Linked DNA regions of Homo sapiens: region 1 is linked to region 2. Evidence: chromatin loops called from intact Hi-C (ENCODE). Cell type or tissue: transverse colon. All regions are shown on one strand.

The links. Peaks named below come from ENCODE experiments on the same cell type or tissue, not always from the same donor. Only the 100,000 strongest peaks of a DNase experiment are listed, where the experiment ranks them.
Region 1: a loop joins it to region 2, with 13 times the contacts of the local background. A loop is called at or near these places in 2 of 110 quality-filtered maps.

The regions. Positions count from the first base shown.
Region 1 is chr3:129,266,200-129,268,699 of GRCh38, forward strand. COPG1 (coat protein complex I subunit gamma 1) reads left to right here. Exons shown (of 24, transcript NM_016128.4): 15 at 825-900; 16 at 1,738-1,841; 17 at 2,296-2,421. Among named protein-coding and RNA genes, the nearest start is that of MIR6826, 4.7 kb to the right of the region's middle. In transverse colon, no CTCF peak of the experiment used is centred here; no DNase peak of the experiment used is centred here.
Region 2 is chr3:128,621,054-128,623,553 of GRCh38, forward strand. RPN1 (ribophorin I) reads right to left here. Exons shown (of 10, transcript NM_002950.4): 9 at 1,111-1,356. Among named protein-coding and RNA genes, the nearest start is that of RPN1, 29 kb to the right of the region's middle. In transverse colon, no CTCF peak of the experiment used is centred here; no DNase peak of the experiment used is centred here; H3K27ac peaks cover 227 bases.

The DNA.
Region 1 (2,500 bases), 650 kb after region 2:
GACCTCATCATCTGCCCGCCTCGGCCTCCCAAAAGTGCTGGGATTACAGGCGTGAGCCACCGTGCTCGGCCATGGTTCTTAACCCCTATAATTTTTTAAGTATTTTTTTAATTGAGACGGGGTCTTGCTATGTTGTCCAGGCTGGTCACGAACTCCTGGGCTCAAGCTATCCTCCTGCCTCAGTCTCTGAAAGTGCTGGGATTACAGAGCCACTGTGCCTTGCCTTAAGTGATTTTTTTTTTAACTTTCACTGTATGTTGATGTTTAGCTAAAAAACAAAAAGCTTTGTTGAGATATAATTCACATGCCATAAAATTCACCCATTTATATAAAGTTTACAATTCAGTGAGCAACCTTCCTATTCTTTATTTTTAATTTCTTTTCATGCCCCCACTGGACAGATTTTCTTCTTTCAGCAATAAATGATCTTTAAGTAATTGTTCCCTTTCTCATTTTTATTATTCTGAGCCTTAACTGCAAATTGACGCCATTTGGATATGGAAGGTGAGGAGCTTTACATTATAGCCAGCTTCTGTGACCTCATCATGGTTAATTTGAAATTAGCTCCTGGAACCTTAGAATGGGAGCTACTAATCCCATCTGGCGCCCTTCTCCATTAAATAGATAAGGAAGTTGAGGCCTGGGATGGTGCCAAGATCCACCCAAAGCCACTCACTCTGTTGGTAGTGACTTTGGGCCTCCTGGCTTGAGACTTCTTGCCTCTGGGGCTCTTCTGCCTGAAGACCCATTCTGAGTGCTGGAAGTGCCCAAACAGTGAGTTGTCAGGGTGCATTGGGTAAATCACATTCGCTTCCTAAACACAGGTGCTGTGAGTGCTCTGGCGAAGTTTGGAGCCCAGAATGAAGAGATGTTACCCAGTATCTTGGTGTTGCTGAAGAGGTGAGTCTAGGCCCAGGGGCCCTAATGGGGACAGTGTTCCCTTGGACCCAAGCAGCTTTCCTTTGTCTTTATTTTTTTTTAACTGAAAAGGGAGAGAAAAGTTATACAGCTACTGATTGTAGAAAAAAAAGAGAAAGCATAGAAAAGCATGAAAAACAATGCTGTGCAAATTGCACCAACCAGATGTGACAATTGGTAACTTGAATTATTTTGTCCATTTTTTAAAAATAGCTCTATTGAAGCCGGGCATAGTGGCTCCCGCCTGTAATCCCAGCACTTTGGGAGGCCAAGGCGGGCGGATCACAAGGTCAGGAGATTGAGACCGTCCTGGCTAACACGCTGAAACCCCGTCTCTACTACAAATATAAAAAATTAGCCAGGTGTGGTGGCGGGTGCCTGTAGTCCCAGCTACTTGGGAGGCTGAGGCAGGAGAATGGTGTGAACCTGGGAGATGGAGCTTGCAGTGAGCCGAGATCATGCCCCGCATTCCAGCCTGGGTGACAGAGCGAGACTCCAGCTCAAAAAAAAAATAGCTCTATTGAGATATAATTCACATACCATACAATTTACCCATTTAAGATGTGTAGTTTGATGGGTTTTAGCATATTCACAGAGTGATGGAACCATCACCACAACCTGAGTTTAAAACATTTCATCACCCCAAAGGGAACTCAGTGTTCATGAGTGTGGCCTCTCCTCACTCCCTCCACCCTCCGCCTGGGGCCACCACTAGTCTACTTGTTATCCCTATGGACTTACCTCTAATGAAGCCATGCAGGATCCCTCCTGCCATCCCTGCTGGGTCCCAGTCAGGACCACCTTGTGTCCTGGCTGCAGGTGTGTGATGGATGATGACAATGAAGTAAGGGACCGAGCCACCTTCTACCTAAATGTCCTGGAGCAGAAGCAGAAGGCCCTTAATGCAGGCTATATCCTAAATGGTGAGTCATTCCCTGGCTATCTTGGACTCAGCACCTTACTGGAGCTGTGGTTCTCATCACTCCCTGGGCAGGGGAAATCAGAGGCAAGATGCTCTTGGCTGGACTTGCCTGGCAACCTCATGGCATCATGGTGACCTCAGGAGGTCCCGGGTCATTCAGGTCACACCTGAATTGGGTGGAAATTGTCCAGTGAATTGAAACGCTCATCATTAATAAAAACTTTATTTTTACAGTACTTTACCCTTTACAAGTCACTTTGTATATATGTTTATTCCCCACACCTACCCTGTAAGGGAGGATGTGTCTGAGAATGCAGAGGCTTAGAGAATAAAGTGATTTTCTCAGGGTCATACTACTTAGGACTTGTAACTTCGGGACCCCAGGGCCTCCATGGTGGTCCCTGGTGCACATTTTGCTCTATCTGCCAGGCATGGTGACCTCTCTTCACCTCCAGGTCTGACTGTGTCCATCCCTGGTCTGGAGAGGGCTCTGCAGCAGTACACTCTAGAACCATCAGAAAAACCTTTTGACCTCAAGTCTGTGCCCCTGGCCACGGCGCCCATGGCAGAGCAGAGAACAGGTAACACTTATACTCCTCCCAGAGGCCATCAAGGCCAGGCCTCTGTTGGAGGGTCTGCATTGGCTGCAAAGCCACTAAC
Region 2 (2,500 bases):
TGGTATAGTCACATTCATTCAACATTCAACAAATGTTTAGTGAGCCATGGCGCGCGGCACAATTCTAGGTTCCAGAAAACAGCACTAAGGACAGATAAGGGATCTTGTCCACAGATGCTGACATATAATTAACACTTAAGTAGAAGAATAAATCGTTTCAGAAAGTGGTAGGCGTGGGCCAGACACGGTGGCTCACATCTGTAATTCCAGTACTTTGGAGGCCAAGGCAGGCAGAACACTTGGGCTCAGGAGTTCAAGACCAGCCTGGGCAACATGGCGAAACCCCATCTCTACAAAAAATTAGCCAGGCATGGTGGTGTGCACCTGTGATCCCAGCTACTTGAGGTGGAAGGATCGCTTGAGCCTGGAGGTGGGGCTTGCAGTGAGCAGAGATTGCGCCACTACACTCCAGCATGGGCGACAGAGTGAAACCCTGTCTCAAAAACAAACAACAAAAAAAGTGGTAGGTGCTATGAGGAAATTCACACAGAGTGAGGAGAGGGAATGCCAGGGAGTGGACAGGGGAGTCAGTGACTCTGAGGGGCACCTCTGCGAAAAGGTTACTGTCCTCATTTACAGATAACTCCTTTACATAGCTTGTATCAGGACAGGGTTCTGAATATTTTGCATGCATTAACTCATTTCACACTCAGAACCCCTATGAGGGGCTAACAGCATTCCCATTTTATAGATGAGGAAACTGAGGCACAGAAGTTAGGTGACTTGGCCAGGTTTACAAACTCTGAATCAGAGCCTGGATTCAAACCTATTGATTCTAAAGTCTAGGTTCATTTTACCACAACATAAGCAGCCTGGGACCTAGAACAGTCTGGCCTCCAGGAGAGGATGCAGCTACTCTCAATACTGGCCACAAGGGCACGCAGTGCTGACGAGGCTAGCAGAGCTTCCTCCACACCCAGCTCACACCAGGACCCCAAAAATCCCTTTTTCCTCCACAAGGACTGGCACCACATGAAAAGTTATGGCCAGATGCAGTCTTATCCCACAAGCATGCAGGTAAGCAAGAGAGCTGCCCAGTGTCTGCCCTAGACAAAGCAGTGAGGCATGGAGGGCCCCAAGCCAAGCAACTCTGTGACGCCCGACACTTACTCTGTCGCACAGATCAGAGCCCTCTGTCTTCAGCCTGGACTGCAGCAGTGCAATCTCACTGGTCAAGGCCTTGTGTTCAGTCTCCAGGCTCTTCTTGCCACTGTTGAGGGTGGAGATGTCCCGGGATTGCTTGTACCTATTGACGGTCTCGTCAAAGTGACGGTAAAGGCCTATTCTCTTGTTGACCAGGGTCAAGACCTGCTCTGTGATGCAGGCTACCTTCATCCTGGCTTCTGCGGCTGGATCCTGAAGGAAGGAGAGGCACCATGTGTGACAACATCCAGGCTTGGGTCCACTCTGACCTTATCTCCCAAAGAACATCTGCCACCAGCAGCCATCCAAAAATGAAATGCCACCTTCTTGGAAAGTCAAAGTCAAACCCCTACTGATACCTAATCTGGACCAGGTTCAGCAATGGGCAAAACTAGGGCCATAAAGATGAGCAGACCAGCCGGGCCTGGTGGCTCACGCCTGTAATCCCAGCACTTTGGGAGGCCAAGGTGGGCAGATCACGAGGTCAGGAGTTCAAGACCAGCCTGACCAATATGGTGACATCCCATCTCTACTAAAAATAGAAAAAAAAATTAGCCGGGCATGGTGGCAGGCACCTGTAATCTCAGCTACTCAGGAGGCTGAGGCAGGAGAATCACCTGAACCCAGGAGGCGGAGGTTGCAGTGAGCCGAGATCGCACCACTGCACTCCAGCCTGGGCGACAGAGCGAAACTCCATCTCAAAAAAAAAAAAAAAAAGATGAAGCAGACATTTCACTTCACAGTCCAGTAAGGCAGACAGATAGATGTGAACAAGGATGATAATGTCAGTGTGCCCTGCATATATATTACAGCAGTCTTGCCCATTTAATCAGCAGGAAACATTAGATAAACCAAAATTAAGGGACATTCTATAAAACTGGTCTCTACAACACCACAAATGTCAAGGTTATTAAACACAAAGAAAGGACCAGGAATGGTGGGTCACACCTATAATCCCCACACTTTGGGCAGCTGAGGCAGGAGGATCACTTGAGGTCAGGCGTTCAAGACCAGCCTGGGTAACATAATGAGACTCCGTCTCTACAAAAAAATATTTTGGCCAGGTGCAGTGGCTCACACCTGTAATCCCAACATTGTAGAAGGCCGAGGCAGGCAGATTGCTTGAGTCCAGGAGTTCGAGACCAGCCTAGCCAACATGGCAAAACCCCATCTCTAATAAAAATACAGAAAATTAGCCGGGCATGGTGGTGCATGCTTGTAGTCCCAGCTACTCAGGGAGCTGAGATGGTAGGATCTCTTTAGCCCAGGAGGTCGAGGCTGCAGTGAGCCCTGATCGTGCCACTGCACTCCAGCCTGGGTAACAGAGTGAGACTCTGTCTCGAGAAAAAAAACATTT